2 separate regions of the Homo sapiens genome follow, and region 2 is linked to region 1. A link is an interaction called in ENCODE POLR2A ChIA-PET data of the cell type or tissue named here. Cell type or tissue: OCI-LY7. All regions are shown on one strand. Each heading gives the region's core, and the rest is flanking DNA. Links, peaks and the distances in the headings are about the cores only.

Region 1 (5,380 bases), core at 104-5,103:
GGAGCTGGTCTCAAAAAGGAGGAAGTGCTTTTGAGAAGGAATGGTGTGGGGAGGGTGGGTTGGCCCTCAAACCAGTAGGGATCTCACAAGGCCAGCGGGGTGCTTGTTGTGGAGCCTTTGGGAGGCTGCAGTCCCAAGCGATCCTTACCTTTTTGGTGCCCTCGACCCCTTTGGCATCGAGTGAAGCCTGTGGACCCTTTCTCAGGATTTTTTGTTTGTTTGTTTGTTTTGTTTTTGAGACAGAGTTTTGCTCTTGCTGCCCAGGCTGGAGTGCAGTAGCACGATCTTAGCTCACTGCAATCTCTGCCTCCCAGGTTCAAGCAATTCTCCTGCCTCAGCCTCCTGAGTAGCTGGGATTACAGGCAAGCACCACCATGCCCAGCTAATTTTTGTGTTTTTAGTAGAGACTGGGTTTCGCCATGTTGGCCAGTCTGGTCTTGAGTTCCTGACCTCAGGTGATCCACCTGCCTTGGCCTCCCAAAGTGCTGGGATTATAGGCATGAGCCACCACACCAAGCCTCTCAGGATCATATTTTCAAATGCATCAAATAAAATATCTAGCATCGCAGAGTAAACCAATTACATTGGTTCTGTCCACAGCCCCCTTGAGGACTCAATATTGAAGGAGTGTGAAAAGACAGGTTAATTAGAGATTTGCTCAGACATCTCCTGGAGGAAGGTGGTGGGAGCCGTGGCCTTTCCCTTGAGGGTGGAAGTTGGTGGACCCGTCTGGGTCTGGGGTGGCCCTGGGGAAGCTGGTAGTGAAGGGAAATGGGAGTGGGTTGACTGCTAAGACAAAGGTGACACCAGTCAGGGAGCTTGGCTGCTGGTGGCAAGCACAGACTCCAGCTAACCTGAAGGAGTGGTTTGTAAAAGTATCGGACTCCAGCTAACCTGAAGGAGTGGTTTGTAAAAGTATCGGGTAGCTCATGCAATTGACGGAGAAACTAGAGAAACAGGCTTGACGAGAACCCAGAGAGTTAAGATCTGCCAAGCTGCCACCTGGGAGCTGACTGCCGGCCAGCTGGTCACTGTGGCCCCATCTGACACCTCCAGCCATGGAGATGACGCCCACACAGCACGAGATGTCCTTCTATGGCGGCACCCTTTAAATGGCAGACTGACTCTGTGCCTCAATGTCACTCTACAGAGTCCTGGGAGGGCATGTCCAGCTGGCCACACTCTAGGCTGCACGTCCATATTCTAGTCACTGGAAGCACAGAAGATCTGTCCCAGGCAGCTTCTGTGGGGAGAGGCGGGGGGGGGTCCTTCCACTATCTTGGGATTCTCCTAATAGATGCTGGTCAACCAAAGGGGTGAATGTCTGATGGCTGGTTCTGAGGTGTGTGTGTATGTATACACAGAGAATATGTGTGTATGTGTACATCGGGCCATGTGTCATGGCTCACGCCTATAATCCAAGCCAGGAGTTCAAGACCAGCCTGGGCAATATGGTGAAATCCCATTTCTACTAAAAATACAAAAATTAGGTGTGGTGGTACATGCTTGTAATCCCAGCTACTTGGGTGCTGAGGCATGAGAATTGCTTGAACCTGGGAGGTGGAGGTTGCAGTGAGCCAAGATTGTGCCACTGCACTCCAGCCAGCCTGGGGGACAGAGTGAGAATGTCTTTAAAAAAAAAAAAAAAAAAAAGCGTACGTGAACTAAGCTATGTCCCCTCTTAAGTGCTGTTTTGTTGGGATTTCAGGCCTGTGGCATTATCTAATGACGTGAAACTCAGGATACAGGCTCCTAACTTTCCCCTCAAAAAGGAAATACTGCTGGGCTTGAGACAGAGAATAGGATGAATAGGACCTTTCAGGAAATAAACCAGACCTTCCAGCTTCTTCTCTGCAATCTTTTAGAAACCAGGACTGCTGGCTGGGCGTGGTGGCTCATGCCTGTAATCCCAACACTTTGGGAGGCTGAGGTGGACAGATCAGGAGGTCAGGAGTTCAAGACCAGCCTGGCCAACTTGGTGAAACCCCATCTCTACTAAAAATACAAAATTAGCCAGGCGTGGTGGTGGGTGCCTGTAATCCCAGCTACTCGGGAGGCTGAGGCAAGAGAATAGCTTGAACCCAGGAGGCAGAGGTTGCAGTGAGCAGAGATTGCACCACTGCACTCTAGCCTGGGTGACAGTGCGAGACTCTGTCTGAAAGAAAACAAACAAACAAAAAAAAACCAGGACTGCTGACTTCTTTTGGACTGACTTAGGAAGGACACTGGGAGTCTTGAACTTACCCTGGCATGGGACTTCTCTCTTGTGAGAAGTAAATGGACTTCTGGTGATCAATGGGACGAGGGTGCAAAAAGATGGTCCTTATTCTGAACCTCAAGCTGGGGACATGGGACATAAGTGACCTGTGTTTGCTGTTGCTCCCCCATCCCCATCTCACAACACTGGACTGTGAGCTCTGGCAGGGCAGGTCTGCTGTCTCATTCCTCTGCTCATGCATCTTCCAGCCCAGGCACCAAGACCTGGACAGTTGTTCACCAGCCTTTCTCTTCCTCCTGGGCACAGAGCCAGGTGACACCTCCCGGCTTCCCTGTGGTTAGGCATGACATGTGACTGAGCCTTGACTAGTGGGACATGGACGGAAGTGACATGGGCCACTTCTGGCCTGGACCATAAAAACCTTCAATGTGTAATCCTCCAAATTCTTCCCTCATCCAGACGAAAGCAGATGATTCTGAGTTCTAGGAAAAGGTGTCACCACAATAAGGAGGGAGGCTGGGTCCCTGAATCACGTAGTGGAAGGCTCATTGACCAACCAGGAACTCTGTCCTGTGAGCAAGAAAAGTCTATTGTGTTACTGGGGTGGGGGTGTTTATTAGAGCAGCTAAGGTGATACTAATACGCTCAGAAAATAGTTGCTGAACCGAGTTGTTCTGTGATCCTGGATAAAGCACTGCCCTGTCTGGGCCTCAGTTTCCTCAACTATATGAGAAGGCTGGACCAGGTAATCCCTAGGCACCCTTGCTCCTGGGAAAAAGGAGGACTTTAGCTACACACACACACACACACACACACACACACACACACACACACACGCACTCACACTCACCCTGTCACGCACACTCCTGCAGTGGGGCTGTTTCCATAGGGACAGGTCCTGAAATGCCTTTCTGGATACAATTTCTCACGAGCACCCAAACAAGGACAACGTTCCAGAACCTTGTTTCTAACAAATGTCGGTAAAACAAAAACACCCGCTACAGACCCATAAAATGTGAAGACCAACTCCAGTGATAAAATATGTTCGTTTCTATGTATTTTTATAGCTTTCCGGATAATAAAAGGAACCGTGTTCTAATCGGATGCGTTTGTTAAATCAGTGTGCAGTGCCTCTACCCTCCTCTTCATGCACAGAGAGAGCTGCAGGGAGACAGGAAGTAGCAGCTTTTGTCATTACCTTGGGAACCTTTGGGACCAAAGGCCATCCTTATTGCTGTTTTCCCAACTCCTCCAGGAATGGTGGGAAGCAGCGTGCATCAGGGAAGGTAGGAACAGCAGAAGTTGTCAAAGATGCTTCTTCCCTAGCTTCTAGGACAGTTTCTCTTTTTATTCTCATGGGGAGAGAGGTACCAGGGTTGCTGCAGAGATGGGCTGGGGCTTGGTCAGGTAGGCTCTGGGATCACGACGGGGGTTCACACATACGTGCCAGGCACTGTTCTAAATGCTTTGGATATATAATACTAACGTTAAAAAAATAACTTCAGCTTTTATTTTAGATACAGTAGGTACATGTGCAGGTTTGTTACATGGGTATATTGACTAGTCTAAACTTCATGATAACCTTTGTGTAGGCCCTCATTTTACAGAGAGGGAAACTGAGGCATAAGGAGGTTGACAACTTGGCCAAGGTCACACAGCCAGTGAGTAGAGAAGTTGGTATTCCCACGCAGCCAGCTTTGTCTCCAGATCTGCCTCTCTAGGCTAAGGCTAAGGGTTTTTGTTTGTTTGTTTGTTTGTTTTTTTGAGACAGAGTCTCACTCTGTCACCAAGGCTGGAGTGCAGTGGTGCAATCTCTGTTGCAGAGACCACAATCTCTGTCTCCTGGGTTCAAGTGATTCTCATGTCTCAATCTCCTAAGTAGCTAGGATTACAGGCACATGCCACCACGCCCAGCTAATTTTTAAAATATTTTTAGTAGAGATGGGGTTTCTCTATGTTGGGCAGACTCCGGACGTCAGGTGATCTGCCCACCTCAGCCTCCCAAAGTGTTGGGATTACAGGTGTGAGCCACCATGCCTGGCCTAAGAGAAGGGTTTTAATCCATATCCTAAAAGCAGAGGAAGAGAGCAGCAAAGTGAACACAGACTGTATACTGTGGTCTGTGATTCTGCCCCACAGGTGACATTGGGCGACATCTTGAGACATGTTTGGTTGTCACAAGTGGGGATGAGGTGCTACTGGCATCTGGTACATAGAGGCCAGGGATGCTACAAAACACCCTGCACTGCACACAACAGTTCCCAACACAAAGAATGCTCCAGCCCCAAATGTCAATAACCCAAGACTGAGAAACCCTGCTCAGAGGTCAGACGGGCTGCAGCCTCTGCCACTCTCCAGCTGTGTGGCCCTGGGCAACTGACTTCCCCTCTCTGAACCTCAATGACTTTAGGAGAACTTTGGGTAAGGCAATCATGAGACAAAGCCTGACACATAGGAAGTACCCAATAAATAACAACAATGACTGTTTTCCTCTGATTCTCCCCTGACCGTCGCCATCTCTCACCCTGCCCCAGGCCCTGCCACATTTCTTGACCAAAAAACAGAACCAAGCTCTTAACAGTGAACTTGGGAGAGTTATGAGTTTATATTCCCCTGCTCCCTTCTAGCTCTGCCGACGTCTTCCGCTCCTCTAATTACTTATTTAAAGACTATCGATTCCTTGGGCTGCTGCTGGGAGGCCTCGCAGAATTGCATGTCTCGCAAATAGCAAGAGAGCCGTGGCCTAGCGACTGGGGCCGCAGCCTGACATAACCAGGCAGGGGGTTATTTTCGCCCGGGATACTTGTGAAATATTCATGTGCTGATTTAAATACTGAGGATGTCAGAGCTGGAAAGGGCCAGAGAGATCATATCGGCAGAGTTTGCCCTCACTGGAGACTAGGCAGCTAGATGGGGTGGGGAGGGTGCCTGGCAGAGATGGGCACTGGCAGAAGCAGGTTCAAGATGGATACCAAGGCCTCAGACTCAGTGCGTTGTGACCTTGGGCAGGTCGCTCGCCCTTTCTGGGCCATTGATCCCTCATCTGTAATGAAAGGGAGTTGTGAGGCTGAAATGGGATGGATATGTAAGAATAACTCAGTATAGAGTGGGCCTGCAAAATGTAATTGCATTTGAAGTCAGCAAGCCTGTCTGAGCCTGGAT
Region 2 (5,380 bases), core at 311-5,310, 250 kb before region 1:
TAGTCATGTAAAAATATGATAAAGCTATGACATGAATAAAGAGGTTGACTTTTTATTTTGTTTTGTTGTTTTAATGAGACTTTATATCTCAAAGTCCCACAAGCCTGGGTGATTTATCTTCGTTCTCACCTTCAGTTCAAGGACATTTATCCCCTTGAAAATGGGTTTTCCAATCAGACCCTCCATGTCTTGTTTTGAACTCTTGCTGCTTGCCAGAGTGTTATAAGTGCTTGTTTAGAGTGAGGGGAGATGGGCTACTTAGCATCAGAATCACCACTGTGGGTTAGGCCACATCTCCTTGCATGTGGCAAAGTGAAGTTGCCTTCCATGACAAAGACTTCAAAGATCTGGGCTTTTGCCCCAGATACTCTTAACTTACCAGTAATGATCTGCTATGCTTTTCTCACTTATTACTTAATCTGATTTGCTCTTTAGTTCTGCTTTCTTCTCAGTGATTTCTGTGCTCAGCCCGCCTCCATCATCTTGTTCCATAGAAGCCTGCCCACCTTCTTGACTTTTTTGAAGGCTTGCTACATTCACACCAATCCTTAAATAACATTTCCAGTGCTTCTTTTTTCTCTTTTGAAAATATCTTGCCAAGTTCTCAGGGAAATAATTATCCATAAAACTATGGAAAATGTAGGTATTATTATAAATGTAAATAGAAGTGAAGGAGGCTTTTGTAGTACTTCAAGCATTACTGCAAGCCTTAGAATATGTAAGGTTCTTCTAAAACAAGCTATATTTTTAACAGTGAGGAAGAAAAACAATTTTGCTAGAATGAAATAGCAGCTAAGGGAGGAAAAATGGTTAAACAGAGGTCCCAGGATTTGGGAAAGATGACACCTACACTGTATATCAGCCTATTTCTGCTCAGCTCAAATTCTGTCCTTTCTACAAAGTCTGTTTCTGACTGCCTTAGGCAGATACAGGCCTTCCTGTTCTTGTATTATCACTGATGTCTAATTCCTATTACAGTTATTTTAATACTGGCTGTGTGAGAGACTCCTTGAGGACAGGAACCATACTGACAAAGAGTAGTCATTGTTAACTATTCCTTGTTTGAGTGAATAAATGTTTTAAACACAACCTTAGGCCTGAGTTTCTGCATAGCACTAAATTTTCTGGTAAGGCAATAATATAAAGCTGGATTTAATATCCTGAGAAAACTTCTGTATGTTTTGTGATTCCCCACCGCCATCCTCCCTACCCAACAACTTGCCTATCTGTTACAGATGCCTGAAGAACAGGCATTCAGTGTTCTGGTCAAGATCATGTTTGACTATGGGCTCAGGGAACTTTTCAAGCAAAACTTCGAAGATTTGCATTGCAAATTTTACCAGTTGGAGCGCCTCATGCAGGTAAAAAGAGAAACCAGCTTGTGTTTGACAAAAAGAGTACAGGACTAAGGAGCACCAAATTGAGGAAATGGTGCCAGGGAGCATTGGTAATTGCCTTAGCGATCCGTGGCTAAGGATGGGTTTCATTTTTATCCTTTATCACTATGTGATTATGATGCAAAGATTAACAAAGTGTTAAACTTTCACACCTCATGGATGTGAGCTGATAAACTCCCAAAAGATCAGATGACTTTGTTAGGGGTCTTTTCCACAGCTAACTCAGTCAAGAAGTACTCCCCAAGGCTCTGAAGCTGACTGGTTAGGAATCTCATAACAAAAGTGAAACAAACTTTCCCAAATGTTTTTTACTTTGGAGAGAAAAACAGGCTTTCCAAATACTTGTCACCATTTTGGGGATTCCTCTTTCTTTAGAACAAGTTTGTGGTCTGGAAAAAAGAGTTGAGTGCCAGCTTAATACCAGATGATAAGTGTTCTAAGCACTTTGGAGATTTTTAGAAAAACACAAGTATTTTACTTTTTTGGCCTATTCCTGGTAGATTTATGAGCCTCCTTAGTGGGAATTGGACAGATGCATATGTGCCCAGAACTAATTGGTTTGCTATTTCAGGAATACATTCCTGACCTGTACAACCACTTCCTGGATATAAGCCTTGAAGCACACATGTATGCCTCCCAGTGGTTTCTTACTCTTTTCACTGCAAAATTCCCTCTCTACATGGTCTTCCATATCATCGACCTGCTTTTATGTGAGGTATGTATCAGAGGCCACAGCACTTTGGCTTTTGTTTGCAGTGTACTTGAGGAGAACAGATTCTGTTTTGAGTGTCAGCTCTGTCAAAACAGAATTGGTCTCTTTAATTATTTTATTTTATTGCTAGGAAATCTAGGTTTAAGTGACTTCCTTGGACTAAAGCTAATGATCGTATTTGTTAAAGGTGTACTCTGAAAAGACGTACTGAATTAGACATTTGTATTAGTTCATATTAGTTTTGGCTGTATTGAATGAAGAAACCCAAAGTAACAGTGATTTTAAAAAATAGCTTTTTGCTCTCTTGTGAAAAAAAGTCAATGTTGGCAGTAGCGTGCCTTCCCCTCACTCTGGCTGTTAGCCGTATGGAGGAGTAGCACACCAGCCATTATATCATATTCAAGCCAGGAGGATTAGAGGATGGGAGAGGGTGCCTCCTCTGTTTTCAAAAGAGACTTCCTGGAAGTTCCATCCAGTATTTCCACTTTATGGTCAGAACTTAGTTACATGACCACACCTAGCTGCAAGGGAGACTTTTTAAAAAATAAGCTGAGCAGGAATTTGCTAAAAATTAGAGATTTATTACTAAAGAGAAAATAAGATATTAGAGTAAATAACAGTCTTTGCCATGACGTAATTTTGGATTTTGTGTGGTGTGTTTAAGAAAAACATAATTATAAAAATAATATATGTTTATAGAAAATATAAGTAAAAATAATTTAAAATACTACAAATCCCACTGTCTATAGGTTACCTCCTTTAACAGTTTGGTTAAAAGCAGTATCCTTTCAGCCTTTTTTATGTGTTCATATATGTGTATGTATAATTACTATACAGAATAGTATGGTTTCCATATGGATGGAACACTATATATATTATGGTTCTCCTATGTGTATATTTAAAAATATGATTGTTATTTATACTCTTTGGTATCCTCTTTTTAAATTTCATATACTTGAACATACACATCTGTACTATCCTTTTTAATTATGCTATATTCAAAACATACAAAAATTCATAAAGAATTTGTATCTACCACTCAGCTTGAAATATTCTAAGAAACAGAAGAAATAAATATTACCAAATATGCCGTTTTTCTTAGTTGCTGCCAAGTATCCCATTATTTGGATGTGCTATACTTTATGTAACCAATTTCTAATCACAAACCTTTAAATTGTTTCTAGCTTTTTAGTAGTATAAACAACCATCTGTTAAGTAGCTACTAAAGGCCAGGTGGCATGCTAAGTAATTTACATAAACTTTTCAGCTAATTATCTCAGAAAACCCATAGGAGAGTATTAGTTATGGAAACTGAGGCCCAGCAGCTTAAGCAGTTTAACTTGATCAACAGATGTTAGTGCTTCCTCTCCTTTGTTCTTAGCCCCAGGATTTGCAGAATGGAGGGAGCCTTGAGCAGATTCAGTTCTGGAATATAGGGCTTATCGACAGAGTGGTTGCTGTGCATGGATTGGGACAGCACAAGATAAAGGAAAAGTTCCCCAGGAGTTATTTCCTGAGAGATCACAACTTTATGACTGATCTTTTGGTTTGGAAGCATGGAATGCTTTGGAAAAGCATTTCTTATTATTGAATATGAGAACAGGGCAAGAAAAGCTCTTCTCTCAGAAAAAGGGGAAGCTAGGTCTTTAAGCAGCTTTTCAATGGCCCTTTAGTTTTTATTTTTCAAGGTAGTTCTGAGATAATGCATTTCCTTCCTTAAGTTTTCACAATTTCTTTAAAAATGTGGGGTATAAGGACAAATAGCATAATAGTCGAGATATAAAAACTGACAGTGTTCTTTTTGTCTGTTCTCTTTCAGGGAATAAGTGTTATTTTTAATGTCGCCCTTGGATTATTAAAGGTACTCATTTATTTATTAGCTGAGTTATCTGTCATTCCCTGCTCTGCACTTGCAATACATTGGTTGTAGTCTCATTCTGAGCAGTCACTGTGCACTAGCATTACCCATGACAGTGGATGTATGCAGGTGGCTCTGACAAAAGCGAAGAAATATCTTCTGGGGATTATAAAAGTGCTGGAAATCTAGCATTACCCCTAACAGTGGATGTATGCAGGTGGCTCTGACAAAAGCTAAGAAGTATCTTCTGGGGATTGTAAAAGTGCTGAAAAGTGCTGAGAATATAAAAAACTTCTTGTGCATCCTTATAGCAACACATTTTTTCTATATGTGTTTGTATTTTCTTCAAGACTTCGAAAGATGACCTGCTGTTGACAGACTTTGAAGGTGCCTTGAAGTTCTTTAGGGTTCAGCTTCCTAAGAGATACCGCTCAGAAGAAAATGCAAAAAAACTAATGGAATTAGCCTGCAACATGAAGGTAAAATAATTTTGCATTAGTTAAGATTCTGTTTTTCACTTAGTGTCTCACTATTCCTGATCATTTATAATACATAATTATTTATGTATTATATTTATAACATTTATAATACATATTAGTGTTAACATTTATAATATATAAATAATATTAATGATGTTTTCTTCTGTATTATATAACTCTTAACCTTTTTTTCCCCAAAATACTTTCCTATATATTATAATCCTACGAATGAAATCTCGTTGTCCCCCCAACCGCCAAACTATAGAAGAGTATTAATATCCCTGTTTTGAGACAAATCAAAACAAAAAGAGGTTGTAGTTCCCTAGTTGTACACCTGGTTAGTGGCAGAATTCAGGTTTCAGGTTTCATGATTTCTTCTACTGTGCTGGTTTTTTGTTTTTGTTTTTTTTTTTTTCTTTTTTTTGAGACAAGGCTAGAGTGCAGTGGCACAATCATAGCTCATTGCAGCCTGGACCTCCCAGGCTCAAGCGGTCCTCTCACCTCAGCCTCCTGAGTAGCTGGGACTACAGGTATGTGCCACTACACCCAGCTAATTTTTAACTTTTTTTTGTAGATTTGGGTTCTCACTATGTTGCCAAGGCTAGTCTCAAACTCCTAGGCTCAAGTGATCCTCCCACATTGGCCTCCTAAAGTGCTGGAATTACAGGAGTGAGCCACCACGCCTGGCCTTAACTTTCAACATTTGTTCTGGTCAGAAGTTCCCTAAAACAAAGCTAATAATACATGAAGAAAACTCAGTTTTATCACTTCAAGTGGCATTTGTGATTCGCACAATTTTTTTAAAAGTAAAAAGGTATAGGATCTTCTTGTGTTCATGTTATCATAACATTGTATTGTATTGTATTGTATTGTATTGTATTGTATTGTATTGTATTGTATTGTATTGTATTGTATTGTATTGTATTGTATTTAT

The links. ChIA-PET counts read pairs that join two places held together with the same protein. Peaks named below come from ENCODE experiments on the same cell type or tissue, not always from the same donor. Only the 100,000 strongest peaks of a DNase experiment are listed, where the experiment ranks them.
Region 2: POLR2A ChIA-PET joins it to region 1 with 6 read pairs; 2 of 35 experiments call an interaction of 5 or more read pairs at or near these places.

Annotation. Positions count from the first base shown.
Region 1 is chr9:123,326,931-123,332,310 of GRCh38, forward strand. No RefSeq gene overlaps it. Among named protein-coding and RNA genes, the nearest start is that of CRB2, 27 kb to the right of the region's middle. RefSeq lists an enhancer at 1-329. In OCI-LY7, for the core only: no CTCF peak of the experiment used is centred there; a DNase peak (open chromatin) is centred at 2,532.
Region 2 is chr9:123,072,317-123,077,696 of GRCh38, forward strand. RABGAP1 (RAB GTPase activating protein 1) reads left to right here. Exons shown (of 26, transcript NM_012197.4): 16 at 1,236-1,361; 17 at 1,969-2,112; 18 at 3,929-3,970; 19 at 4,318-4,446. Among named protein-coding and RNA genes, the nearest start is that of MIR600, 37 kb to the right of the region's middle. RefSeq lists an enhancer at 6-679. In OCI-LY7, for the core only: a CTCF peak has its summit at 1,354; no DNase peak of the experiment used is centred there.